2 separate regions of the Mus musculus genome follow, and region 1 is linked to region 2. The links are chromatin loops, found by intact Hi-C in ENCODE. Cell type or tissue: left cerebral cortex. All regions are shown on one strand. Links, peaks and the distances in the headings refer to the core of each region. The heading gives the core; the rest is flanking DNA.

Region 1 (15,084 bases), core at 3,910-11,909, 98 kb before region 2:
CTTAGCACCTGAGCTTTGCTGCTTAAAAATAGATGCTGTTAGCCAGGGCCAGGAAAATGGCTCAGTCAATAATGCACTTGTCACTCAAGTCAGAGGACCAGAGTTCAGATCCCCAGCACCCACATAAAAGCCAGACATGATAGCCGCTGTCTGTGAACCTGGCACTGAATAGGTGGACATAAGTGGATTTCTGGAACTCATGACCTAGCCAGGGTAGATGATTTTCAAACTCCAGGTTCAGTGATAGATTGTGCTTCAAAAAAACTGGTGAGATAGCTCAGCGGGTAAAGTCAGTTACCACCAAGCCAGAAGACCTAAGTTAGATACCAGGGACTCACATAGTGGAAGGAGAAAGACACACCTTTCACGTGTTCTCTGACCTGTGAGCACAGACACACATGTACACATGTGTGTGCACATGCACACTATAGCAATCAATCAAATAAAATGTAATCAAAAGGCAAGACGGAGGGGCTGGAAAGATGGCGCAGTGGTGCACAGTGGTGCTGTTCTTGCAGAAGACCAGGGTTCAATTCCCAGCATCCAATTACTGGTTCAGACTCCAGTAACAGAAGATCTGAAGCCATCTTCTGACTTACATGCATGCAGAAAAAACATTCATAACATAAAATGAATAAATCTAAAACCATTTTTTAAAAGCAAGATGGGGAACAATGAAGGAAGATAGCCAGGGCCAACCTCTGTTCTCTGTATGAACATGCACACATGAGCACAGACTCTCCTACACATGCATGCAAATACATGCACACTTTTGAAAAATACTACATATGCAGGTGAAAGTATTGCATTGCCCACTAAGGGAACCTTGGAATGGGAGGAGGGACTTCACCATTATCCTGGCTGCTGTTACTGCAGAGAGAGCTATTCTGCCCCTGGGCACTGGGGCTACTGTCCACAGTGCCATAGGAAGATGGACATACTGCACGATGACACTAATTTCTAAAACACAAAGTTCTCCAGAGCTTCAACTATGGAAGGTCCTGTATTATCATTGCTAAATCCAGGGATGCATGCTGTCCCCACACCCCTGTCTTCAGATACTTTCCATGGATGTCCACTGCCCAAGATCTACCTCTTTTCTTTCCCTCAACCCTTTTCTTTTTTGGAAAGTGTCTCATGTAACCCAGACTGATAGCAAACTCATTCTGTAGCCAAGGATGGCCATGAACTTCTGATCCCTGGCCACCAACACACGAATGCTGGGATGGCCAGCAGGAGCCACCAGGCCCTGCTTACAAAGTGCTGGGATGGAACCCAGGGCCTTGTGCATGCTAAGTGAGAACTATATCATCTGAGTCCTATCCTCAGCCCCAGAAGAGTGGGGAATCAGCTCTCACTGTCTCCTTGTATATGCAAGACTCTGTCCCTGGCTGTGGTGGGAACTGCCACTCACCCACCATGACTGGGTCTCTCCTGCAGATGTATGATCCTTTCTAGTTTTTAACCTAACATCAAAGGCAGGTCACCCTGAACTTTATTCCCTTCTCAGCCAGGCCCAGGTGAGTCCAGGGACCTGGGGTGATTGCTAAGGTCTGGGCCTGACAAGTGGGGATGGAGAGAGTTGGCATGGTTGGTATTTGGGTCTCCATCCTGCTCTCTGTGAAGGGTTTGTGCAAAGGTTTAGACTTTTAGTTGGAATGATAAGAACAGCCTCCCTGGCTTATAGCCCCTCCCTAGTCTGAGATGGCTCAAAGGATATAGATACCAATGCAGAGTTCCAGAAACCTTAGCTTACCAGGTGATGAAGGGCTTGGGGCCAGGTTCCAATGAGTGGAGCCTACATTGGGTCTAGGACATCATAGTAAGGGTAGAGCATGCTTGACTCTGTCATGTCACATTATCCCAGCCCCAGTATTCCCTGACCCCATCTTCCCCCACCCCCTTTAGAAGCCCACCTTGCTCAGCAGCAGCACGTCAATGAAGTCCAAAGTCTTGGCCTTGGCCTTGGCCTTGAGGACATCAACACCACCCTGATCAAGGAGGGTGCGGCGCCGCTCCCGGATGACAGCATCAGTGAAGTCATGCACTAGACGGCAGGCCTTCCGGAAGCGCATCCCATCATGGGTGAGGTAATAAAACAGGTCCACGTGCAGAAGCAGCCTCTGGTGCCTTCTGGCCACTAAGGTACTAAGTTCTAAGATGGCAGTGATGTATTCACTAGGCTTCCTGGGGAGTGTGAGCAGAGCAGAAGTGATACTTTAACATATGTTGTGAGCTACCATAGGGGTGCTGGGATCAGCAAATGCTCTTAATCATTGAGCAGTCTCTCCATCACCCACAATTTAGTACTTTCATTGTTCTGTTACTATAAAAACTTCATCAAATTGTTGTCATGATGTTGTCATGTAGTTTGGGGAAACCTGACCCTGTTTCCAGGCCACGATCATTTTGCCTCATTGGTATCATAGAGGTGAACTTCATTGGGCTCACACTTTGGTCTGTCCTGAGTGTCCACCTTTGGGGAAGAGGTTTTTGGTTGAATATCCCAGGGGAAAAACCAGTTCATCAGCCACAGGGAAGAGCTCTCCAGACTCTAGTCATTTATTGCATTTCTGTGAACTGCCTCCTCCATGCCCCAGGGTACAGTGTAGACACCAGGATCCTCCCCTTCCTCATCCACCCAGTATCCAGACTGTCCCACCTCCATCCTCAAATTCTGTGCCCATAGTGCACAATTATCTTCCAACAGTCCTGGGCCCAATTCTGTCCCCAGTGTTCCCACATTCAGTAGAACTCATTTGTGCCTTTAGAGCAGTCAGTGTCTACAGAGCTCAGCTCAGACCCTGCCCATCTCCTGTTCCCAGAGCTCTGATCTGTGTGTGGTGGTCAGCCTTGAGAGCGTTGTGGGAGGAAATTAGGTCATTGAAGAGGACATTGGGATTCTGGCTCTTTCTTATCTCTCTTTTTTAAAAGTTGTTCTCTTGGCATCTGTTGTACACAATGATGGGTTTCGTTACCACACTTTCACTCACTCCTGTATATTATCTACTTTATCTCCACCTCAGTACACTCTCTTGTCTCCCTCACACTCCTGCTAATTCAGTTCTTACCAACTCCTCTTCTTACCATTTCTATTCTATAACTATTAATTATTATTACTGGTGACTCAATGAGTTTAATGAGGGTTTATATACAAGAAATATGGACACCTTACCAGTGGCTACACCACTGAAGAAAATGTTTCTCTGTCTCCAGCAACCATTAACTGCCGTATCATACAGCAATCTCCTCTGAACTGAAGCTCCATCCTGGAGCAAGATTCATTAAGACTTGGGAAGTAAACAACTCTCAAGCCTCAGGAAATCCCTGAAACTCACCAGAATCACAAGGTCCCTCCTTCCCCAGAATTGCATAAGTGGTAAGGGTTGCTGAGGAGAGGAGATGCTCTGAACTGTAGAGCTGCAGTTCTGGAGTTTCAGTTTTTTGAGCTGTCACCATGCTGGGGTGGGCTTTGGTGATACAGCTGTCATTTCTGCTCCTTCAGAAATGGGTAAACCCCAATAAAATTGATTGGTTTGCCAAGTTGGACTTTGGCAGTGTCCATACTTTCTTTGGCCAATCACAGGTTCATTACCTGGGGTGTCTTTACAGCTCTCCAGGAATAGTGTCACACAGCCTAGGCCTATAGAGCCCTAGGTACTGTAGTCCCAGTGGGGACTAATGAGCTCCTTCCCCATATCTCTACTCTCAAGCCCCCTCTTCTCCATGCTCCAACTTTGAGGTACTGCCTCATCACAGGAGGCAGATGATTAACTGAAGCCTATGAGACCCTTGGCACCAACAAACCTTTCTTCTCTTGATGTTTGCTGTCTCAAATATGTTGTTACAGTAAGAGAAATCTGACTTTATAAACCGAAACAAACACCTTCAGTGTTTTCCTTAAAATCTCGTAATGAAGTTCACATCCCTTGGCCTAGCTTTCCAGGCTCCTTAATTTTAAGCCTCCACCTCCCATCTCCTCCATACCCTCATCTTCAAGGTGCTACTTCACTGTTTAATGCAGACAGCTCCATGCTGTCATCTGAACAATTGCACCTCCTGGAAGGTACTCACTCTCCCCCTCCAGGGTCCTTGAATGCTAGTTCTGAGCCACTTCCTCCAGGAAAGCCCTTCTCCTCTCTCTGAACAGGCCTCCCTCCCTTGTGTCTATGGGCCAGGTTCCCAGGCTAGGACAAGTACTCACTCCTGGCAATTGCTGTCAAAGCTGAAAACACACTTCTGCAGACTGTCCAGGGTCATGAGGCTGATGTGTTCAAACATGTTCAAATAGGCACTGCCCTTGGAGGCCAGGCGCTGCCACTTGGCCTAGCCAGAGAAGGGAACAGAAACAGGGTTTAATCTTGGTACTCAGAGCCTCTTTCCAACACCAGACACCAGAAAGGAGCCCTGAAACAGCCTCTGATTTGATCTGATTTGCTGTGTGCCAAACCAGCATAGAACCAGTGCTCCACCATCTCTAGATTGCTTCTTCAGCTGAGTGGACTTTAACAAACTCCCTGATGTGTCAAACCTTTAGATCCACTCTTGCTGAGCAGAAATGCCCTCTGTTTCACAAATTAAAGCAGACAGTGGCTGTTACAGAATCAGCATGTGAGACTGTGCTTGACACACAAGGTGTTCAGTCAGTGTTCTTTCCTGTTATAAATCTATTTCAAAAATATCCCTGGTTACTGGTGAGGCAGCTCAGTCAGGAAAGTGCTGACCATCCAATCAAGAGGATATGAGTTCAAGTCCCAGAACCTGCAGGGGTTTTGTTGTTGCTTGTTTATTTTTAAGTAGTATGATGACAAAGATTTGTAATCCTAGCCCCAGAGAGGTGGGATCAGGAGGAGGGCCCCTAGGGCTCAACAGCTAGCTAGCCTAGCTTAATTGATAAGCTTCAAGCAGTGAGAGACCCTGTGTCAAAAAAAGCATAGTGGATGGTGACTGAGGAAGGACACCCAAAGTTAACCCCTGATCTCCACATGTATGCACACGCATGCACTCATACACACACACACACACACACACACACACACACACACACACACACACACACACACACATACCCCACAAAACTTGTGGTGTGTGAGAGGTGGTTGCTCCTGGCCATGAGAATCCTTTCTAGGAATACCAGTACTCAACTATCCTATTGTTCCTTACTTAGGTCATTTCTCAGCTGTGTTTGCAGAGGACAGACAACTCAGAGAACAGAATGTGGCTAGGGAGATTGTATCGGTGAACTGAGGGTTTGATTGAGAAACCATGCCTCAATAAGCAAGGCTGAGAGAGATGAGAGAGAGATGGAAGATTCCCAACATCAAACTTGGGCCTCCCCACACATACTTGTGAACATATATACATGCATGCACATATGCCACACATACATATGAAGACAAGGAAAAGATGTAAGCCTTTAGTGACTTCTCTCATTCTAGTGGAACCCTGTGTCACGGGAACACCCCCAGATGCCTTCTGGAGGGAAAGAGCTGCAGGGACAAAAGTCCAAGCAAGAGTCCCTTCTGGAGCCATTCCAAAAACTTTTAAAGAATTTTTTTTATTTATGTGTGAACATCTGTATCTGTGTATGTGCACAGGTATGTAGTGCTTATGGGGGCCAGAAGAGGGCATCAGATCTCTTAGAACTGAGGTCACAGGAAGTTGTAAGACACCTGATAAGATAAGACGACAACTCAGATCCTGAGGCTACTTTATCTAAATCAGCCTGGAGTTGAACAAGTCCTCCACATGAACCATATGAGCTAGAATCAAGGGAGATTCCTCCTGCCCCTCTGACAGCCATATGCCATGATCAACATGAAAAACAACCTCTGGCCTACATCACTGTCATTATCCTCAGCCCTTATTGCTTCCAGCCAATGAGTTTAGAATGACTTATTCCTCATCTGTATTTTCTAAGAAGTCTTCACCATGACTGTTCAGTTTGCAGGGTGACCGTGTGGGAAACTAACTCCCTCTAAGTGCCCACTGTGTATGGGGACCTGAGTCCATGATATCATCACAGGCACAAAGGAGAGATTTTAACCCCATTTTGCAGTTGTGGAAACTGAGGGTTGGAGAGAATTGGCAGTGACTCACACAAATGTTCTGTGATGATTAATATTGATACCAACCTCACAGAATATGGAATTACTTAGGAGACAAGCTTCCAGGCATACTTGTGAGGGATTCTTTGTATTAGGTTACCCTCCTGTCATGCCTGTGAAGGGTTTTCTAAATGTGATGGCTAGTTTTGACTGTGAACTTGTCCCAACTTAGAATCACCAGAAAAGAGTCTCTCTGTGAGTTTTCTAGATCAGGTTAGCCTGTGGGCATGCAGATGGGGAATTGTCTTAACTGTTAATTGTTGCAGGAAAGCCCAGCCTACTGTGAGTGGCACCATCCCCTAGGCAGAGTGGGCACAGATCCACGTGTTTGTTCACTCTGCTCTTGACACATTCAGTTCCCACTTCAACTTCCTTGTAATGGCAGACTTGAGTCACACAAACCTGCCCTCCCCTGAGCTGCTTTGTCGAATTTTATCACACAACAGACATGAAACCAGGACTAAACTTAGTTGAGTTAGCTAATTGCAACAATCCATTCTAAACGGATGCTTCATCCCTGGGCTGGGATCCTGGGTTGAAGGAAAAGAAGAAAGTGAACCGAGCACCAGCATTCATCCCTTTTTGCTTCCTGAAGCAGCTTCCTCCCAGTTCTGCCACTGTGACTCCCCAAACAGATGTATTGTGACCTTAAACTGTGAGGAACTAAACCCTTCCTCCCTGAAGTTGCTTCTCTGAGTATTTTATCACAGCCTCCATCAGTGAGGGCTGGAGACCAAATAGGTTACAGCCCCTTCATCACCCAGATTCCAGTTGGGAACATGGGTCCCAGGGACTCACGTGCATGATGTTGGTGCTGTCATTAAAAACCTTCACATAGGGCTTCAGGATGTTGAAATGGAAGGCAGGTGTCAGCATGCGACGGTGGCGGCTCCACTTGTCACCAGTACTCATCAAGAGGCCATCCCCTGATGGAACAGCATGGCAGTAGGCAAGAACAGCGTCTTCTATACACTCCAAGGCATTCCAAGCCCCTCACCTGTAGGTACTTACCTAGCCACGGCTTCAGGAAACGGTAGAAGACTGTGTCCTTGGGGGCAACTAAAGCTGGTGTGAACAAGGACCGTCAGGAGCCATGGCAGGAGGGAGGGCATGGGAGAAATGGGGCCCTCAGCCTGGTATCTGTGTACTCCCCTCCCTCTAAGTCCACATGGTAGATTTGGGGGCAGGGACAGAGGGAGACAAGAGGGCCAAACAGCACTAGATAGAGAAGGCTCAGCCTGACATATGACATACACACAGCAGCACACCTTCATACGGCTACTACATGGTCTAACCTGTTTACCTTGCTGAGTACAGCATCACACTCTGCAGGCCTTTACAGAGACCAAATGTTTCTGTCCTCCCAGCATCTGCTGACATCTCCTGACACAGTCATATGACATAGACACGCATTGGCTAACATGACTGAAGCACATATGACCTGACCTAACTGCGACACAGATGGCTAAACACACCTCAGCACACTCAACTGATAAGTCTCAGATGTGATTTGAGAGTCCATTTCTGGGCCAGGCATGGAGCATGCCTTTAATCCCAGTACTCTGGAGAGAAAGGTAGGTGGATTTCTATGAGCTTTAGACCAGCCTAGTCTGCATAATAAATTCTAGGCTAGCCAGAGCTACACTGTGAAAATAAAACATAGTGTTTAGGAAAACAGTTTTAGAGGGGAAAAATTCATGTGGGGGTCAGCAAGGTGGCTCAATAGGTATAGGTGCTTGCCACAAAGCCTCATAACCTGAGTTTGATTCCTGGGACAAAAGAGAACTGACTCTTGCAATTTGTCCTCTGGCCTCCACCTTGCTCTATAGTACACACACTAAATAAAAGTAAAAATAATTAAAATATTAAAATTAACTTCCCTGATGTAAGCTAAACAGATTTTAACACTACTCAGATTTTTCTCAAATAAGGCCTCAGTCATATCTCAGAAAGTCCTTTGTCCCAGACTTCAGACACTCCAAACAGGGTCTAGACACAGCCAGGAGAAAAAGACTATTTTTAACAATACCTCAGATAAGAGCCAAACAGAACTCAACATGTCCCAATTGTTTATAGCCCCACAGAGAACCATTGTTATATGAGCCTGGGTGGGTACCAGGTCCACACACCAGAAAGATGGAGACCACCCAGAAAACATCACACGGCATGCTCTAAACAGGTGCCACATGGCCACGCATGAGTCAGAAGTGTCTAGATGAGACATAGTAGGGACATTTCTACCATAGCCCTTCTGTGGTAGACTGCACTTGAGGGTCAGAGGTGTGCAAGCTGGGACCAGCATGTTGTCTACCTGGAGCCAAGACCACAGGCTTGATGAAAGCAGGGTGGAATATACGGATGACTGGGTGCAACGGCCCCACCCACCAGCAGCATGCATCCCTGAAGGTTCGCACCAGGCTCTGGATGTACAGGAGTCCTTCCTCTGAGCTCTGGATCTGTAGAAGAGGACCTTGTGTTTGCCTCTCTGGGCTGGCAGAGAGGACAAGTAGGGTAGAAAGTCACAGGAGTTCCAGGAATTCATCCACAGCACTGAGCCCTGCCTGTCCCCACACCCCCAACAACCCCTGCCCCCCTCCCCCACATCTCAGTACTGAAACAGAAGACACACCCTCACTTCCGCTCCTAAACACTATATTTTATTTCATTTCATCTTATTATCTTAATTTGCTGTATGTGCATGCTTGTGTGTGCACTTGTGCACATGATCATGTGTGTGAGCACAGAGGCCGGAGTTCAACCTCAGGTATCCTCAGATGCCATCCAATTTGCTTTTTAAAAATACTTTTATTACATCTTATTTATTTTGTGGCAGGACATGTTCTGTGGTATGCATTGTGGAGGTCAGAGGACAACTTGCAGGAAGGGACAGGTTCTCTCCTTCCACTCTGTGTGTCCCAGGGACTGAGCTCAGATCACCAGGTTTGAGGGAAAGCACCTTTACTTTACTGGTGAGATGAGCCATCTCACCAGCTCCAACTTGTTTTGTTTATTGTGGAGTCTCTTTCACTGGGCTGGGCTCAGTGATTAAACTAGACTGGTGAGCCAGCAAACTCCCAGGACCCAGCTTGTCTGCACCTCCCCAGTGCTGAGATCATGCTTGTGGACCAAGCACTCCCAGCCTGCTGAATATCATATTAACCTGTTCTCCACCATCCCATTTTCCATATGGAAGCAGTTGCCCATGATGTACCTTGTTTCCCACATAACTCATGATGCATCATGGTTTCCTACATAGCAAGTGGCATGTGTGGGACCTGAGCCTAGGACTGTGCATCCCCAGGGTCATAGATACTTAATGCAGACTTTGCCTTGTGAAAGTCACTTACAGTCAGTCCTCTCTTATGAGCTCTTTTATGGAACTGACTCTTGAAGACTCATCCTTGTGGGCATGCCTGAGGGCAATGTCTTGGTTGTTAAGTAGAAAGACTCAGTCTTTTGGGGCAGCACCATTTCATGTTGATCCCTTGTTCTATGCTCTGTCTCTCTCTCTCTCTCTGTCTCTCTCTCTGTCTCTCTCTCTGTCTCTCTCTCTCTCTCTCCCTCCCTCCCTCCCTCCCTCCCTCCCTCCCTCCCTCCCTCCCTCCCTCCCTCCCTCCCTCCCTCCCTTCCTCTCTCCTCTCCTCCTCCTACTTCTCCTCCTTTTCCTCCTCCTTCTTGGTTTCTCAAGACAAAGTTTCTCTGTGTAGCCTGGACTATGTTTGTAGACCAGGCTGGCCTCAAACTCATAGAGATCTACCTCCTTCAGCCTCCCTTTATTCTGTTACTGTGGTTTTAAAAAAATAGAAGAGAAGAGAAGAGAAGAGAAGAGAAGAGAAGAGAAGAGAAGAGAAGAGAAGAGAAGAGAAGAGAAGAGAAGAGAAGAGAAGAGAAGAGAAGAAGACCACTGTGGTTATTTGAATATGCTTGGCCCAGGGAATGGCACTATTAGGAGGTGTGGTTGGAGGAAATATGTCACTGTGGTAGTAGGTTTTGAGACCCTCCTCCTAGATGCCTTAAAACAGTCTGCTCCTGACTTCCTTTGGATGAAGATGTAGAACACTTAGCTTCTCCAGCACCGTACCTGCCTGGCAGCTGCCATGCTTCCTGTCTTGATAATAATAAACTGAACCTCTGAACCTGTAAGCCAACCCCAATTAAATGTCCTTAATAAGACTTGCCTTTGTCATAGTGTCTCTTCACAGCAGTAAAACCATAACTAAGACAACCACCCTGACCAAAGGCAACTTTGAGAGAAAAGGGTTTATGTGCCTTCTATTTCCAGGTCACAGTCCATCGCTGAGGAAAGTCATCATGACAGGGATTCAAGAGAAAGAAACTGTGAGGGACACATGCTCCACTATGTTCATAGCAGCCTTATTTATAATAGCCAGAAGCTGGAAAGAACCTAGATGCCCCTCAACAGAGGAATGGATACAGAAAATGTGGTACATCTACATAATGGAGTACTACTCAGCTATTAAAAAGAATGAATTTATGAAATTCCTAGCCAAATGGATGGACCTGGAGGGCATCATCCTGAGTGAGGTAACACATTCACAAAGAAACTCACACAATATGTACTCACTGATAAGTGGATATTAGCCCCAAACCTAGGATACCCAAGATATAAGATATAATATCACTCTGGCTTATCTACCTCTCTCATGGTGCTCAGGCACACCTGTCTAGAGACAGTACAGCCCTCAGTGAACCGGGCTCTCCTCCATCAATTAACAATCAAGAGAATGCAACCACAGACACTAGACATGTCCATAGGCCAGTTGTAGAGGCGGTAAGATTCCCTCTTTCATGGAGTGTCAAGTTGACAATCAAGATTATTCCTGACTGTGTGCGTGTGCGTGTGTGCGCGCACGTGCGCCACCTATGTGGATGCGAGGAAACGAATCAAGTCCTCTGCAAGAACAGCCAGTGCTTTCAACCATCACGCCATCTCTTTGGAGCCATGGACAAACTACAAATTTTTGTATATTATTCTGTCCTGCTTTTTTGTTCCTAGCTCTCAGTGTAAACATCAAAAAGACATCAGTGCCACGCAACAGCCTGGAAAACCTGACACCTTGACATTTCTCCTGTCAAATAAGCTAGTCTGCCATTTTTTAAACACAGTCTTGAGGCTAGAGAGATTGCTCAGTAGTTAAGAACACTTGCTGCTCTTTCGGAGGATTCAAGTTTGAATCCCGGCACCCCACTCACATGGGGCAGCTCACAGCTACCTGCAATTTCAGCTTTAGATGATGTGGCACCCTCTTCTGGTCTCTCCCAAAGCACTGCACACGCACATATGCACAGATACAAATAAAATAAATAAATCTTTAAACTCAGCCTCCCACAAAATTTCAAGAAGGAACAAAATGTCCTTAAGCTCTGTGCAGTGTGCTACACAGGATATGAGTGCGAAAGTTTCCCTGGGATCATGGGAGTCCACGACATATCAAAAGTAATCACTGCACCAATGTCCGATTTGTCAAAACAATGAGTTTTCCTAGGGTCACTAACAGGACTATGGGATAGGGCTTACTTACAAGAAACAGGCATGACTCAAAAGCAGCTCCATCACTAGAAAGCCCACCCCACCACAGGTGATGCCCTCACTCTGACATTCCTGAAGTCCAAGTGCCACCCTGGAATTCTCTATAACGCTTGCAGGCAAGCCCACAATCCAAATATCTTTCTTTGCACAGTTTGGCTGGTCAGAGTCTCCACCCAGCAAATGTTTACCCCCTATTTATACTGTTCTGTTAAGGTCTTCAAGAAACTTCCAAGTTTCTATTCCTTCTGATTATGTGACCTTTTGTTTACTTCCTAAGGCTCTTGAGCCTCCCTTTCCTTTCTGGAGCAAACGTTTCAATTTTGAAGTAATGTTGCAATTTGGAGTAAAATGCCACAAAACCAATGACCTGTACTCCAACTATCAGCACAATGTTTTGTTTTTCTTTCCCATCTATGACTCATGAGCACAGACATTACTTCATGGATACAGTCATTACCCCATGGGCCCAGTCATTATCTCATAGGCAAAGTCACTGCCTCATAGATATAGTCATTACCTCATGAGCACAGATAGTACTGCATGAATACAACCATTATGTCATGACCACAGTCATTAATTCATAGGCACAGTCATTTACCTCATGGGCACTGACATTACCTCATGCATATAGACATTACTTCACGGACAGTTATTACTTCATGAGCACAGTCATTACCGCATAAATATAGACATTACTTCATAGACACAGTTATTACCTCATGAACACAGTCATTACTTCATGTGCACAGTCCTTACCTCATGGGTACAGATATTACCTCACTAGTGAAGTCAATCACTATCTCATCAGATCCTGGACTTTTGATCTCCTCCATAATTACCCATTAAGTTCTTTGTTGGTTATTTTTATGAACCTGTGTGCAGAGCACCTGAGAGAGCAACTGAAAGGAAGAAAGACTTATTTTGCTCGCAGATTCAGAGCAAATGCTCTGAATCCATGACGGCTCATCCCCATCCACCTGATATTTTGCATCATGGTGAGAGGAGCCTATGGTAAGGGGTTCTTTACCTTGCATGGACAGAAGCAAAAAGAGATTAAAACAAAAAAAGGAACAGTGGACAAGATTCCCCCCCCACCAATGATCTGTCCCTAATGGTCTATGTCTTCCAACTACACTCCACCTCCTGAAGTTTCCAGAACCTCCAAAATAGTGTCACCAGCAGGGCACTTGCCAGAGGCAGGTTTAGTATATGTTGTTTAATTGTACAGCAATAATTTTCTCTAAATCAAAACATTCCCTCTGGAAAGTTGGGGTGTAGGAGTCTGAGAAGGTGGAGAAGGTCAAGACTTCCAAAGCCCTTTCCAGGTTACAGAAGCAGGAAACACTGCTGTGGTAGATACTGGCCAGCCTGGCACCTGGAGAGCACTCTCTAACCTGCGAGCTGCCCACAATCATGCAGGGAGGTCCTGTGTCACCATCCTGCTTTTGGGTCCTCCCTGCTTCCATAACCCTCATCCATATCTGTCACTAACTCCAATAAACTCACCAATTCCCCAAGGTGGATGTTGGTAAGAATGATCACTTGAATCTCACCTATTTTCCTCATCTGGACTTAGCAGACTGTGTGGTGTCTCCCAGGAAAAAGTCTCTCACAATACTCAGACCACTTGCTGTGGACTTGTTTCCTTCAGCTTGGAACACTCCCTCTTTCAGAAGGGAAGGTCACAAGACTCAGGAAGCCTACTAAATTAATAAGACTAACAAGCACACTCCCTAAGGGATATCATTAGTAAACAGTTGCAGGATTGGGGGAAGGAGAACACTCTTTGGTGGAGCTGCCTGCATGTTGAGTAGGAAGCTATAGGGATATATTGCTTTCATGAGTTGTCACCCCATGCTGGGGTTGACTTTTTAGTGGTGCAACTGCCTGAATCACCTCCTGTGTGGAACCCCAACAAACACCATAGCTCATCAAGAAAGATTGAGTGAAGTTGTTTCATTACCCTGTCCTGGGTGCCTTATCCCAGATGTGTCTCCCCAAGAAAAGTCACTCGACACCGTGATGTGCACCTTGACTTTGGAATGTGGATTTTCTCATCCTGGGAGCAGTCCCAGCATTCGTGTCTATTTTTATATGGCATTTTCCCCTCTAAGCCTAAAGTGGTGTCATTTTCAACTTCTCCTGGTAGTCATGGCAACTATAGCTGCCCATAAGAGTAGTAGCCAAATCAAAGGGGATGCTGTCAGAGCTGTCAGAACTCCTGAAGGAAGGTCCGGAGATCTTCTCCTGGGACTCCAGCTATGACTCTCTACCCCAGTAAAATATGATCTTGGGATATACTTCAGTATATACGAAAAGAGGTTTTAAATCAGGACTTCGTGGTGCAGCTTCCATAAGGCTATCACCCATGATGGGTGGGACCTTACAATGATACAGCCATTTGAGGTTACCCATGATCCCATTAATAGCCCCTCACCTGTTCTCTGAAAAAAAATAAAAACTCTTAAGAAGCCCATAGTTCTCAGCAAGCTGAACACGGATGGACATGCTGTTTTGGTGCCCACCTGGGATAAATAGACTTGTTCACATCTCCCAGGAGAGTTAACAAGACACCATGTGGTCTCTGGTTCTTCCTGTGAGGGAGGACAACCACATCTGCGGAACTTGGCCTTGGCAGACCCCAAGGCAGCAAAGGTGACCTCTAAGTCTCCATCAGGGTGACCACTCTCACTTGTCCTCTGCTGACATCAGGCTCTGGCAGAATCTCTATGGCCCTCTGTACACCTGGCACTGTGCCACTTAAAAGAAAGCAAATGTCTCCAAATCACACAGAGGGAAAACCAGATGGAAGTCTATGCTCAAAGTGTGCTGTGGAGGATGGGTTCTGAGAAGGCTTCCAAAAGAGGAAGTGAGAGGCTAGATCATATCTAGATTGAGCAACATAACTCACTGGTACATCTCAGTGGAGAAGCCAGACATAAGAGGAAGACGCTGAAGAATGGGGAGTTAGGAAATCAGCCCTCAGAGCTCCCCTGGACCGTCTATGCCCCTGGGTGTGTCTGGGTAAGGATTGTAGGTCATTTCTGTGACCAGTGGGAAGCCAGAGATGAGCTGAAAACAAATGGTATAGTGGAGATTGGCTCTGGTCTCCCCTCAGGAGACCTCAAGTCTAGCACAACAGAACCTGGGAACACCAAGGTCCTTACTCTGTTGGAGTAAGCCTTGCTGGAAGCCCTGCAGCATGCCCACATCTGCAGAGAAAACAGGCTGGAGAAGTACTCAGAGAAGACTCCGTGTGGGAAAGGCTCAGGACAGTGCATCTGTAAATGATTGCACTTTGAATTCTGCTGTTCTAGTCCAGCACACCTCTGTGCCCAGCTCCCTGGGCTCTATTCAAGGCTCTTCACAATTCCTTTTACCCTGAAACCCCAGACCCACCTTATTACCACACTCACCAGGCCTAGG
Region 2 (15,084 bases), core at 2,971-10,970:
ACAGGTGTTTGATTACTGACAGCAGTCATTGCAAAGCAAGTTTTTTAAAATAAAGCAATAGTAATATAGACAGATGATTGAGAGAGAGAGAGAGAGAGAGAGAGAGAGAGAGAGAGAGAGAGAGAGAGAGAGAAACAGACCTATTTTGTGAGTTTATCTATCATTAAGGTAAACTGTGTCTGACTTTCTCAGCCAGAGACCTAGTGGCTCTGGAAAATTGAGGCCTGACTTTGCATTGGAAGTGAACTAACCAGGTAGATGCAATCTTGGGGAGAGGAGCTACTTTGCATGCTCTTGTTAACATAAAACTACAGTTAGGGGTCAACACCATAGGAGATCTGAGAAAAATTAATTATAGCAGGAAATATAATCCAAGTGGCCTCTGTATCAATTAAAATAACAGATTTACCACAACTTGGATGGTTTACTCTATGCTCCCATGGTCTCAGTGGTCTTGATGGCTTTTGGGGGGGACAGAAGTAGTAAGTCTTAAGCTGTCACAGGACAATATAACATCTTCAGCTGCTGCACAGGGCAACATAAGCTTTCAGTTACCAGACCCAGAAGGTCTAAGGGAGGTTTCCTGTGAGAATGAACGTGAGAAAACTGATATACTTTGATGAGACAGAGTAGAGCAGTCAATCCAACAGTGGCCACAATTTAGGCAGGGCACTGGTGATGGGTGAGTCATGGGGCAGTTCTTCCCAGTGGTTAGAGTCTGTGCTCCATCATCTTCTTTGGAGACCTTAGGGTTGCTGCTAGGATCTGGCATCTCTGTTTCTCATGGGAAGCTTTTTCTATTAAACAGTTTAAATTCAGCAGATCTCTGGAGACTCTGGGGACCATTGTCGGCCTGATTTTAAACAAGCTTTACTTGCTATTAGCTACTTGATTCTGCTTACTTGCTTTAGGCTTAGTCTTGAAAAGGTGTACAGGAAGCAAAACAAAGCTTGTAACTAACTGAGTTACATTTGTACTTGGCATGATTGTGAGCCTAGTTCTGAAAACATTGAAGAACTTGATCATGAATGATGACTGAGTACTAACTTGCATGTCTTCATTATTTTGAACAGTTTACAAGTCAGTAGTAAGACTAGGACTTTACAGCTTCATCCCTCTTAAGTTTGAGACTTAAAATTTTGAGTTGAAGATTTCATTGAAAATTCTTTAGCATCAAACATAAAACTTCTAACCATAAATACAGTCCATAGGGAGCTAATGATTTTTAAAAAGTTAGCAAGGACAAAGAAGCCAGACCACATTTTCCAGTCAGTTACTGTTAACCTGAGTATACCTTAGGAATTTATAAACCTTATCAAACATATCTTATTCATCAAATGTGTTCCTTATTTAACATTTTCTAGAAGCCTGGTATTGAGCACTTGGCAAAGAAGTAAGTGGTTAGAAATAACTCTCTAAATCAGCTTTTGTTAACAGGGGTAGCCTTTAACCATAGGAATTTATCATATAGTAATTCATTCTAATCCAAAAAGTTTTTGGAGACCTGTTTTTGACTCCTTAGTCTAAAGAGGAGACAGGTTTTATAGGTACTGCCTTAGTTGCTTTATACCCCATGGTCATCTTAATCAAGATGGTGGTGAAGTCATATAGCATGAACCTGTTTTTTAACCTTAGTAAATAGAGATGACTGCCAGACACATGGTTGCTTCCATCCTGATGTGATTATCAGCTAAGATGAAGGCAAGTCATATGGTTGCTGATTAAAAACATCTATTTTCTTAAACAAGAGATGACTCTAAGTTACATACAGTACATACAGTAAGTAGATCTATTTTTCTAAATAAGAGTTGAATCACATATAGCAAATTAAGATTCAACCTTTGGCTATAAGTTTTAAGCTAAATTTTTGTTACAAATTTTTTAACCACACCCAATAAAGAATACCCTGAGGTGAGAGCATTTACACAAAATAGTCTTAAAAGATTCTTGAGAGCAGAGTACAGACAAATCATGAAGACAAAAGATTCTGAAGAGTAAAAAGTGAAGACTTTGGGATTATAGAGAAGGAAGTATTAGATATCAGAGATTTGGGAATCATTTGTTTATGTGGTGGCAGAAGTTATTATGGTTTGAAAGAATTTGAAAATGAAGTGTATTCCTTTTTCACCATTTATTGAGCTGTACAGAGGCAGAGCTGTTTGCAGTAAGACACTGAGGATTTAATGAAATCCCTGAATCTCAGGAGATAAGGAGAAAAGGTCACAAAATGATCTCCCCAGAGGCAGAGCTCCTTTAAGCTCCAGGAGGGAGCTGAGAGACAGTGAACAATGTAGCCATGAGGGACATGGGCTACAAATAGAGAGGATTCCAATGTTATTGTAGAGGCCACAATTGCATTGAGAAACTGAGGTGCTGGAGCTCCTAAGGAGAGTTGAGGAAGCTCCAGGAAGGAACTGAGAGCCTTGAAGGAGAGGTGAAAGCAACTGAAGAGCTAGACTGGGGACCTTTTGAGAAAAGGTAGGGATCCAATAGAGCAATGGTTCTCAACCCTCCATACACTGGGACCCTTTAATACAATTCCTCATGTTGTAGTGACCCCCAGTCATAAAATTATTTTTGTTGCTATTTCATAACTGTAATTTTGCTACTGTTTTGAATTTAATGTAAATGTTTTTGAAGGTAGAGGTTTGCCAAAGGGTAATAACTCACAGGTTAAGAACCACTGAAAAAGGCAAAGATGTAAGTCTTGCCCACATGATGGCTGCCCCCAGAAAGCCTAGGAGGCTGCAGGAGCCAGAGAGAAGACTTTCCAAGTAGGTAAGGAGAGGCCCGTAGATAGAGAAGGCTGGGGAAAGAAGCAGCTACAGAGGCTGACTCTAGATTTTGAAGTCAGTTTTGGTGGGAGGCAGAAACCAATGATCCATGCCTCCCTTAGGAGATTCCACCAGCAGCTGGGTTCAGAGAGGCCAAGTCCCATGGAAGGCAACAAATACATGCTTCTCTCATGTCCTAGGTTCCAGATGAATAAAAAAATAAATAAATAAATACGGACATGACAGCTCCATGGAATGTTTGAGGTGAGGGTTTGTTGTATGCATGAGGGTGAGTCCAGCCAGAGGCACATGGAAAAGTCGAAATTGAACAGGGCAACAAGAGGAGGGAAGGGCAGAGTCTGCTTTTAAACAGACACCTTAATCAGCCATTGACCAGGTCTTGTTAAATACCTAACATTCTTGGGGTGATTTACATAAACATGGTGCACTTCCAGACAGCCTTGACAAAGTGGGAAGCAACTTAACAAAATTGCATCTCTAAGAATTGAGTCTCCTGATCACACTCCTGAAACATTCCAATACTTCTGTGGCCTAGCAGAGGACTTGACAACCATTCCTGGGCCTTGGAAGTTTCAACAAGAAGAAACACCGCATGACAAAAAATGGGTTGGGAAAGGATAATCAAGAGGAGGTGATAAGGAGCCAATGCCTTTGTTAGGGTTCAAGAACCACTGAAGGAAGACCCCAGACTCAGATGGTATGCAAGAACAAAGACTGTTTATTCTGCAGAAACACCCAGCATGCAGGAGTCACCACCACTTCAAAATGGCAACCCAGACAAAGATACTCAGGCCTCTTTTAAAATAGGACTGCTATTAAGGCCCTTCTGATGTCAAAACTGAAATGAGAACTTTGCTGGTCTTGAAGTGTCATGAGTTAATTGCTTCTGAGACAGCAACCAAGAGCACATTCCAAGAGGTTGTAAAACCATTAACCAAAGGTCATAAAAAGGGAACTAAGGATTTACTATACGTGCAGGACAGAAGATAAAATATTGACTGGGTTTATCTATACAAAACTTCAAGGATAACTAAGTTATGGTTTTTAACTCTCCTTGAGCCTGTAGAGCTAGTGACAGGAGATGAATGTTTAGCCAGATAGTTACTGCTAATGGATATGCATGTAAACATTCTCTGTTGTAAACTTCTTATTCAATTTATGAACTGAATTTATGTGCAAATTTGTGGTGAACCTTTTACCATGTGATCATGCACTCTGAAAGTCGGAAAAGTGCTGAGGACAAAGACTGGAGACAGGCCTCGCTCCTCTTTTTGTCCTGGGACTTCAACTAGAAGTGAAATACTAGAGACTGCAGCTTCTGGCCTCAGAACAACTCAGACAGACATGTCAGCTACACAAGCAAAGTGACTTAAACTTAAGATAGGTAAATGTTTTAGTATGATATTTTTAGGGTTAGGTAATGTACAACCTCATTAATGGGTGTCAGGATGCCCCATATGAGCTAAATTACTGAGTCATGAATGATTAACCACAGGATTTGCTGCCCAGCACAGATGGCCTATCCTGAGATCAGATATCTCCCATTCATGTGTCTACCTTCAGGCTGTTCCTCAGGTGAGGGATTTTATTGTCTTGTTCCTGGACTTTGGGGTCTGCTGCTGGAACAGATGGCTTATGGCCTAGTTTCTAAGTAGAGACAAAATGGGATGAATAGACCCCCTTCACCTTCAATGGTTAGAAGTTATGAAGATCAGCTTCAAAAGAAACAAGACAGAAGTGGAGAAAGGAGGGCAACTGAGTAGAGGGCCCGTCCTCTGTGTATGCAGGTCAGAAGACAGCTTGCAGGAGTTAGCTCTTTCCTGCCACCATGCTGTACTCAGGACTTGAACTGAAGTTGTTGGGGACATGGAGCACTAATAATGAAGAAAGGATCACCAAAATCAGAAATAAAACAAAAGCAACTTTATTCACCACAGAAAAATGCTTCTAGACTGTTAGGGTTGAGGTCAGGGTTGCAGCTGACACAATGACCTTGGAAGGGCTCAACCAGTCTCCTTTTAAAGCATAAATCCAGGAGCAGATGTTCAGGGGATAATAAAGAAGGAATTGGAAAGTCAAGGGTTAGTTCTTGAGCCCCAAGTGTATCACATAGTAGGATGCCAGTACAGTCTCAGGCTACTCTAAGACAGCATCTCATCTCAGTGTTCATGGTGCGCACACAGCCCAAGTAGTTTCACTGCAACTGAAAGAATGTAGGGCTTGTGCAGTAAGATGGGGATGGCAGAGCCTGGAATTGCTCTGGGCTCTTCAAAGTCACCAAATTAGCACCAGGTATCTCCATCCCCTGACCCATCTCACTTGAACCTTGCCAAAAGTTTATTATTTACTTATTTTATTTTATTTTATTTTATTTTATTTTATTTAAAGTCACATGTATGTATGTGTGTGAATGCTTTCAGAGGCCAAACTTGCAAAGGCCAGAGGTGTCAGATTCCCTAAACTAGGGATAAGAGTGATTGTGACTCACTTGGCATGGGTTCTTGGAACCAAACTTAGGTCTTCTGGAAGAGCAACACATGCCCTTACTGAGCCATCCCTCCAGCCCTGAACCAAGTGTTTTTGATGAAGTTCAGCAAAGTTGTGTTAGAGAAAAGCAAGTCAGATAGTCTGGACAGTATCCATAGTAACAGGCATGGGGACCTGGGTGCCCGATGACCTCCAGGCTCAGATCCTGTTGTCTAAAGTTTCCCAAATCCTATGGATACATGCAGAGCAGGTGTCTGTTTGGTGCTCCAAAGCCAGCCTATCTGTGTTTCTAGATGTGTCCCAATCAACTACAATAGCTGCATCTTCCACACAGACATGCTCAGCACTAGAGGTGAGAATCATGAACACTACTGCAAGATGCTCTGAGCTCAAGGGGAGGGGAGGTTGAGGGACAGATGGCCACACATTCAACATAGCACTGCCTGCTCTGAGCTAGCTGCAGGCTGGGAGATGGCTCTGTCAGAAAAGAAAGACATGCAAGCATGAGCACCTGTCTTCAATCCTAGTGGAAGAGATAAAGACTATTCCAGGTTGTTCTCTGGCCACCTTATATGCATGGGCATACAGCAGAGAGAGGGAGTGAAAACAAGCATGCTGACAGATGCTTATGATCCCAGCTCTGTAGAGGCGGAGGCTCCCCAGCCACTTGGCTTGCTAAGCAGCCAGCCTAGCCTTCCTTGCATGCTCCAAGCTAGGGAGATACCTGCCTCAAAAATGAAGATAGACAGTACAGCACCTAAGGAACAGCACCAAAGACCAACATCTAGCCTACACACACACTCAGACACACACACACACACACACACACATACATACATACATACACACACGTACATACATACATACATACATACATGTACATACATAGAGACACATACACATAGACACACACAGAGATATACACACATAAACATCATACACATATACATACATACAAGCACACATATACAAACAACAAGAAAGAAAATCAAAACAAACTAAAGAAAAAAACAATGAAAACAAAACAAAAATTATCAATCAAATGTGCACAAACAAACATGCAGTATGTTTGAGTTGAACAACTACTTCATACACACATATATTCAAACATACACACATATACATACAAAGAAAACCATATACATACAAACAAATATATGCACACACAAACACACACATGCATACACACGTACATACCTATGTACATACACATAGAGATACACACACTCAAAAGAAACCTAACAGTCAGATATTGTGTCTCCCTGCAAACACACCCACAAACAGTCCATCCCAAATATCCATTCCTTACTGTTCTTGATTTTCAGATCTCTCTGCCAAGGATATGGAAAAAGTCTTTCTTCACAGTCCCAGACATTTCTTGATCGACCTTCATCCTTGTGTGTCATCTTGATCTCTTCAAAGTCCCACACCTGCACCAGGGTGTATGGGGAGCTGTGTGCTCTGTTCTTTCACCAGAGCTGTCCTATGCTCTCTAGCTTAACCACAGACTTCAACTGTAGATGCTGGCTGGTTGCACTTGCCTGAGAGATATCAGAAATAGAACACCAGGGTAGAATTCTCCTTGCTCTGATAACTTGAGGATTTCAAGCAAGGATCCTCCCCTGAGCCAGGCCTGCAGCTCCTCCTGCAGCCCCTCCTCCAGCCACTCCAGCCCCTCCTCCAGCTCCTCCTCCAGCCCCTCCTTCAGCTCCTCCTCCAGCTCCTCCTCCGGCCGCTCACTGGTAGGAGCCTGGATTTATTCATACGTTTTTATAGGAGGCCACCAAACAGTTGCAATGTGATGTAAAATTATCCCAGTGGGACCCTACCGAATCTTCTGTAGACAGTGATGCGCCTGGGGGATGGGGACTTCAAATGTGTCATCAAATTCAGATTTCATCCTCATGGGGCTCTTCAGCTACACAGGGCCCCATCTTGTCCTGTTCTTCCTCATGGCCACCGTGTTCATCATTGGCCTGCTAGGCAACACCACCCTGCTTTTTCTGATTGCCACAGACTCCAGGCTCCACACACCCATGTACTTCCTGCTCAGCCAACTCTCACTTCTGGATGTCGGCTTCCCACTGGTTACCATCCCCAAAGTGGTGGCTGAGTTCCTGCAAGGACAGAATGTCATAAGCTTTGGGGGATGTGCCACTCAGATGTTCTTCCTCATGCTCATGGGTGTCTCTGAGGGTGTCCTTCTGTCCCTCATGTCTTATGACCGCTACGTGGCCGTATGCCACCCCCTGCACTACCAGGTGCTCATGAGAAACCAAGTGTGTCTGGTGATGGTGGGTGCATCCTGGTTCTCAGGTGCCTTGGTGGCCTCCATCCTGACCTCCATCACCCTGCAGTTCCCCTACTGTGCCTCACACACCGTGGACCACTTCTTCTGTGAGATGCCAGCTCTCCTCAAGCTGTCATGTGCAGACACATCAGCCTATGAGTTGGCGCTCTCCATCTCTGGGGTGCTGATCTTACTGCTACCCCTGTCTCTCATCTTCATTTCCTACGGCCACGTTCTGGGAGCTGTCCTGCTCATGCGGTCAGCTGAAGCTAGACACAAGGCTTTCACCACGTGCTCCTCACATGTGACTGTAGTGGGTCTCTTTTTTGGGGCAGCTGTATTCATATACATGGTCCCAGGCAGCTACCACAGCCCAAAACAGGATAATGTGGTATCCCTCTTCTACAGCCTCATCACCCCTACCCTCAACCCCCTCATCTACAGCTTGAGAAACAGAGAAGTTCGAATGTCCTTGGTCAAGTTCATGGGCAGGTCTGACTTCAAGGTGAAGGGATGATGTCCTTTGATCCTGATTTTCCCTAGGAGCCTTCTTGTGGCTGTGCGCATGCAAGGTTCGAGGCAACTGGCCAGCTGCCTCCTCCAGGATGCACTTCTCATTTCCGTGTGCATTTGTAAAAAACTAGAAATTATACCCTAGCTTGGGGTGGATGCCTGTCTTCCCTGCACTAGCACAAGGGAGACCAAGGCAGGAAGGTTACCTCAGGCTTTCAGCCAGCATGGGATACATAACAAGACCTTGCCTCAAAAACAAAACAAAACAAACAAATAAACAAACAAAAAACAAAAAAACTTTTTAAATAGGGGAAGGGCAGATGGTTTGGTTGTTTAGAGCACCTGCTGCCCTTCCAGAAAACCTAAGTTTGGTTCCCTGCACCCATGTCTCACAACTGTTTGTAACTCTAGCTCAAGGAGAGCTAATGCCCTCCTCTGGTCTCCTTGGGCACCCACACACATATGGCATATACACAGAGTTATAGAATAAATGTTTTGTAAATTATTTAAATAAGAGGGCAGGTTTTCTAGACTGGACATGTTGGAACATGCCTATCATTGGGGAGGTAGAGGCAGGAGGATCAAGATTTCACAGTTGGCCTTCAGAGATGCCTGCTGCCCTTAAGTGCTTGCTGCATAAGCCAGAGATGTGGGTTCAGATTCCCAGAGCCACATGCAATATCAGTCTCCAAAGGCACAGACAGGATCCCGGCAGGATGGCTAGCTAGACTAGCCACCTCTGAGTTTTACTGAGAGACCTTGACTCAAAGGATAAGATGACTTCAGCCTTCAGCCTCCACATATGCATGCACCCACACATGCAAAAAAAATGCATACACACATGAAAGAAGAGAAAATGATGATTAATACAAATTTAAAAGTAATTCAAGCCAGGCATGTTGGCACACACCTTTAATCCCAGCACTCAGGAGGCAGAGGCAGGCAGTTTTTCTGAGTTTGAGGCCAGCCTGGTCTACAAAATGAGTTCCAGGTCAGCCAGGGCTATACAGAGAAACCCTGTCTCGAAAAACCAAAAAAAATAAAATAAAATAAAATCTTTTTTAAAAAAAAGTAATTCAAGGAGGCCCAGGTGGTAGATTCCAGCACTTGAGAGACAGAGTCAGGTTCTGTGAGTTCAAGGCCATCCTGGTCTACAGAGGGAGTTCCAGGACAACCAGGGTTACATAAAGAAACCCTATCTAAAAAGAAAAAACCAAAAAAGGTAATTAAAGGTCATTTTTATTGAATGAATAAGTCAAGGGAAGTCAAGGGGCTTATTGGATTGAACCCAACCTAGGCTACATGATATTATTTCTTTTTTTTTTTTAAGATTTATTTATTTATTTATTTATTGTAAGTACACTGTAGCTGTCCTCAGACACTCCAGAAGAGGGAGTCATATCTCGTTACGGATGGTTGTGAGCCACCATGTGGTTGCTGGGATTTGAACTCCTGACCTTGGGAAGAGCAGTCGGGTGCTCTTACCCACTGAGCCATCTCACCAGCCCCACTGAGCCATCTCACCAGCCCGATATTATTTCTTAAAAAGGAAAAAAAAGCCATTGATTGCCACACCCACTCCAATGAAGACTGTGTGACAGGCCTAAAGGCTTGGATGCAGTCATGAGTAAAAGAGTTTCACTGAAACTCAGTCTCCTGAAACCTTGGCACAAATGCTACAAACCTGCCCCTGCATTAGTCACTGTGTGGACCTGTGTGCTTTCTTTCAGTATTGTTTTATTATAGGTGCCTCTAAGGAATGATTTTACTAATACCTAAATCAGGTTGAACTCTACTGCTTGGCCTTTACCAATGTCCTAGGCAGTCCTTGAGATGACCCAGGGCTTGGAATTTGGTAAGAATGTCATTCATCCAGATGAAATGCCCCAGTGCTGACAGTTAGCAATCAGGCATCTCAGTTTGCCAGATGGGAGCTAGAAATCTCAGGGCAAGCTTAACAAAGTAAACTTAGAATTCTCATTACAGACATGAATGGCAGCCTACATTACATAATAGTAGAAAGAAGATGGGTTTTAGGAGGAACTGAAGTATTATTCATGAAAGGGTTAGTAAAATGGAATTCCCCTCATGCATGTTTTCACTAGGCCCAGAGGAATTGCATAATTAGGTATTTACTACAGAACCTCTGGTGGTGGGTTTAACAATAGACTAGCATTGCATCAGACCTTTCACCTGGATCCTGTGAATAGCTGATTTTAGATAGGGATGTTCCTATCTCAGTTGTAAACACTGCCTGGCTCCCGACAGCTTTTATATATGTATTTTCTTTGTTTTGTATACAGAACCATTGTGCATCTTGATGTGCCTTGGCTGATGTATCACCTAGCTTTCCTGTTTTTCTTTGGTATTATAAGTCTGGTGCTCATTTTGAGGAATTACATTCAGATGCAGCACTTTCTCTGGAGTTCATGTCTGTTTGTCACTTTTCACTGACTTCCTGCCCACCTGTACTGAGACCCTGATTCTCCAGCGGGTGGAAGGACTGACTGAGTCCAGTCTGTGGCATTGATAGATGAGGCTCTTCAGTCTCATATTCACATAACCATAAACCTCTTTTTCTTCTAACTTATCAGTCTATGGCATTGTTATAGAAACAGAAAGTAAACAGAAGCAGCTACCTATAGCCCAGACTGAACATTTTTGCACAGCCTGGAAGGGACTGTTATCTGATGATTTCCTCCAAAGTGGAACATCATTTTCTAGAGGAAGAATGCAGGTCCATATCACTCAGGAAATAAATAAAACTTACAAGTCTCAGGAAACTCTTCAAATTTACAGGATTTACAAGGTCCCTTCCTCAAGGGTATAAACGAGTAAGAACCTCGAGGGTGGAGACTCTGAGGTGGAGCTGCCTGCAACTTGTGCAGCTTTTGTGAGTTGTCATCCATCCTATGATGAGCTTTGGTAGTTCCCTTTGAGTCACCCTAATAGACTCACTGGTTCTTTAAGCCATAATGGGTAGAGTAATCTCTTTGGTCTGTGGTCAGTGCCTGTCCAAAATAAACAAACCTTTATTTGCTTTTCTCCATGATAATCAGAGACAATAGGAGTCCCAGAGGCAAAGGTGTGGCTAATATCTCAGCAAAATGGTAAACACTGGGACCTTCAGAAGAGCTGTTAAGGCTGTGGAAAAGAACTCTAAAAATATGAGCTCAAAAATATATAATTTCTCAACTATGCAAAATATAAGGATGCAATATGAATTGTATAAGAGGCTTAATAGAAAAAAAGGAACAGATGAACACTATGAACACTAGAACACTATGAGGAAAGTCGTCAGAAAGATACTAAGGAAGGAAATAAAGAGATTTTGGGAGTAGCGATCACAGTTCAGGGTGGGCCTGCAACAAAACAAGGTTAGGCCCAGGTGTGAGAGAAATGATAATTTCAGGATGGGGTCCCACCCAGCTAGCTTATCATCTGTGCTTAACTGAGGCAGACAAGGGGCTGGCGAGATGGCTCAGTGGGTAAGAGTACTGACTGCTCTTTTAGGGGTCCTGAGTTCAATGCCCAGCAACCACATGGTGGCTCACAACCATCTGTAATGAAATCTGATGCCCTCTCCTGGTGTGTTTGAAAACAGCTACAGTGTACTCATATACATAAAACAAATAAATCTTTTAAAAAAAAAAAAAAACAGGGCCAGGTGTGGTGGCGAACACCTTTTCTCCCCAAGTTCCTTTGGGTCATGGTGTTCTAATCATAGCATTAGAAAGCAAACTAAGCCTTGCGTGGTGTTGCACGCCTTTAATCCCAGCACCACTCGGGAGGCAGAAGCAGGTGGATTTCTGAGTTCGAGGCCAGCCTGGTTTACAAAGTGAGTTCCAGGACAGCCAGGGCTATACAGAGAAACCCTGTCTCAAAAAACCAAAAAAAAAAAAAAAAAAAAAAAAAAAAAAAGAAAGAAAGAAAAGAAAGAAAGAAAGCAAACTAAGCAACTAGATGGACCCAACCAGACAGAAAAAGAAACATTACCTATGGTCATTGAAGCCAGAAGTGAATGTCCACACCAGTCTTCTAAGCCCTGAAGTGGCTGAAGGCAGGCATGTGGAGAGTTCTAAGACAGCCTAAGCTACCTAGCTAGACCTTACCTACAACAAAACATAATCAGGCAATCCTGCCATGGTGGCACAGCTGTCATTCCACAACCAAGGAGGTTGAAGCAGGAGAATAGTCAGGCCAGGCCAGCCCGATCTGCCTAGTGATATCCTGTCTCACAAAGTAGCAGGATAGAAGAGATTTCTGCAATATTATATGAACACACTGGCATTGCCTTGAACCATGACTCCATAAAATCTTGACTAATTTGAAAACGATTGTAGCTGGGTGTGTGTGTTCCGTGGAAGAGTGTTTTCCTGGCATGTGAGGCTTCTTGGGTTCATCAGCTGCACAGGAAAAGGGGGAGGGAAGCAGAGGGAAAGGGAGTGAGAAAAGGAATAGGGAAAAGATGGAGAAAAAAGAGATAAGTAGATGTAAGAAGGAAGAAGGGGAGAGGGAAGGGGGAGAGAGGAGGGAAGATGAAAAAGAAGGAGCCAATAGAGGGGAGTAGGTGCCTTCCAAGGTTGAAGCAGCAGTGCTCTGTGCTGTGCTTCTCCCTGAGGCCGCTAAGAGGCGCTGTGCCCCCTCCAAGCCTCGCAGCTGAGAGCTGAGGCTCAGACCCAGGGGTGATACCTGAAGGTCCAAAACTCTGGACACCCAGAGGGAAAGGTTTAAAGCCAAGCAATTCAGTGTTTCACAACATCAAAGCATGCGACAAAATTAAAATTCATGAGAGTGCTGAAAAGTCAGGCCCCTAGCATGCTCTAGATTCTCTTCAACTGTTGGTGTCTCCACACAGTGGGGACAGGCAGGCCTCCAGATCTCAGTGCACTGCCATGTCTAGCTGCTCTAATGCACAAAGTCTTTAAAAAAGACTTGTGCTGCACTCTGGAGGCAGAGGCAGGCAGATCCACAGCTAAACAGAAAACTCTGCCTCGAAAAGCAAAAAAACAAAGAGTTGTTTTATTTTCACATCTGTGTCTGTGTGTTTGTCTGTGGGGTTGGGGCTTGTGCAAGTGTATGCAGTGCTCTCCAAGTGCAGAGCAAGAACAAGGGTTTATAGGCAGTTGTGAACCACCAGAGCTGGGAACTGAATTCAGACCCTCTGCAAGAGCAGAAAATTCTTACCCACTGAGCTGTCTCTCCAATTTATCCCTCTCTCCTCCCTTCCCCAGCCCCTCTCCCTCCCCTCTCTGACACTGGAGCTGGAACCCAGCACCTCTTGTATGCTAGGCATTCTTGGGGTATCCTCACCAGTTCATATTGGGTTAAGGTCCACTGTGGTTTTGAGTAGGACACACAGTGTTCAAGTGACAGCACATCCAGCCGAAAGCTCCTGTGTTCCACCGGGAAAACATGAGAGCAGTGGCCTGTCCACTTCAGCAACAGCCCCTCTCCTGCCAGCTCCAGACCCCCAGTCCCTGACAGCAGTGCTAAGACAGCAGAGAAAGCTCAGCCCCAAGACTTCGTGAGAAACTGCAGGGGTGAGCTCAAGGAGCCACAGCAAACGCCCACAGGTCAGGTTGACAGAGGGCCCAGAACCAGGAAAATGGGTCCTGGAGAAGGGGCTTGCGATGAACAGAGAGCTTGGCAAGCTTGCGGGAGATATGGAGGGACTCCAGCCAGAAAACTGGGACCTCAGAAAGCGTGGCTTAGAAGGGAAAGGGAGGCTGACAGTGGTTATAGACAAAGCTAGGTCCTCAGGTGGGAACGGGACCCCACATGAGGTTGGGGTGCACCCCTCAAGGAAGGAAAAGAGCCAACTGCTGCTGCTTTAGAAGTGAGTCAGGGAAGCAGCTTTCAAAAGAATGGGGTCAGACTAAGAGGACTAGTGTAGCCTTTCCTCGTGGGGCTCCATTCCTGCGTCACTGAATGATATGAAAATGCTGCATACCTGAACACATATGGACAAAACAGAAATCATATCTGCTACAGCCTTTGTGTCCTTCACCCCAAAAAAGTTAATAAATAATCTATATGAAGGGTCTATTTCCCTTAGGGAGCAGTAGGAAGCCTCAACGCTATCTCAGGGTTTGAGCAGGTCTAATAGTGTCAAGAGAATTCCACCAAACCATGCTTTTCAAGGGATCCCCAAAGAATCCTAGAGACACTGGCACCAAAGGTGTGGAGGGAAAACCTGGGCAGGAAGTACAGTGCCCTTGGCCCCTAAGAAGCTGGCTTGATAGGGACAGAACACAGAACAATTAACCAGTTGATCCTAACAAGACCCTGGGGAACAAGCCAGGCAATGAGGACAGAGGGTAAGCTGTGCTCTGCCAAGGCCTTGCACAGACTTTTGTAGGGACAGAAAACTGCCTCACGCGTCACACTCTGTCCAGGAGCTTTTCCCAAGAAGAGCTGGCTTACCTCCCACCAAGCATCCCAAGGCCAGAAGCAAACCTTCCATAGGTGAGTAAAGTCGGGGGTTGGGGGGAGTAAGGGGGCCACACCAGGCAGTGAGCCTGGAGGGTATAGCCAAGCCTACTGTGTGACCTGGGACAAGTGGCTTTGCCTTTCTGGGTCTCACTTAAGTTGTGTCTATTTAAAAAAAAAAAAAAAGATGCAAGAAAATGGGCAGTTCTGCCAAGTAGTGAGTATCTGGGTCCTGCGTGTCAGGGTTGCTTCTGAAACAAGGTCGTATGTAGCCCTGGCTATTCTGGAGCTTGTCATCCTCCTGCTTCAGCTTTCTGAGTGTTGGCGTGGCAGATGAGCCCACCATGCTCAGCTTGTATAGTATGGTATTAAGAGGTTTGGAACAAGACAGATTGTGAAGTATGGGGCCATTGATAATTTCCTGAGTCCCCTTGTGTATGAATGGAGATAAAAGCCTTACCTGGAATGCTGAGTGTGATGCAGGGGCCTCCACCCACTCTTTGTAAGGAGCTTCTCATGGACACTAGCTACCAGCTATTAGCAGCAGCTCACCCGGAGCCAGGCGCA

What was found. Peaks named below come from ENCODE experiments on the same cell type or tissue, not always from the same donor. Only the 100,000 strongest peaks of a DNase experiment are listed, where the experiment ranks them.
Region 1: it touches region 2 in a loop (11-fold over the local background); 20 of 42 quality-filtered maps call a loop at or near these places.

What each region holds. Positions count from the first base shown.
Region 1 is chr8:71,993,970-72,009,053 of GRCm38, forward strand. Cyp4f18 (cytochrome P450, family 4, subfamily f, polypeptide 18) reads right to left here. Exons shown (of 13, transcript NM_024444.2): 2 at 15,075-15,084; 3 at 8,419-8,563; 4 at 7,119-7,172; 5 at 6,906-7,033; 6 at 4,205-4,326; 7 at 1,917-2,187. It overlaps Gm51535 (a long non-coding RNA gene), which reads left to right and starts at 10,691. Exons shown (of 3, transcript XR_003947403.1): 1 at 10,691-14,682. In left cerebral cortex, for the core only: no CTCF peak of the experiment used is centred there; no DNase peak of the experiment used is centred there.
Region 2 is chr8:72,092,618-72,107,701 of GRCm38, forward strand. It overlaps Olfr373 (olfactory receptor 373), which reads left to right and starts at 7,145. Exons shown (of 1, transcript NM_146539.2): 1 at 7,145-8,089. The coding sequence starts at 7,145. The coding sequence ends at 8,089. Olfr374 (olfactory receptor 374) reads left to right here and starts at 14,423. Exons shown (of 2, transcript NM_146338.2): 1 at 14,423-14,553. In left cerebral cortex, for the core only: no CTCF peak of the experiment used is centred there; a DNase peak (open chromatin) is centred at 6,976.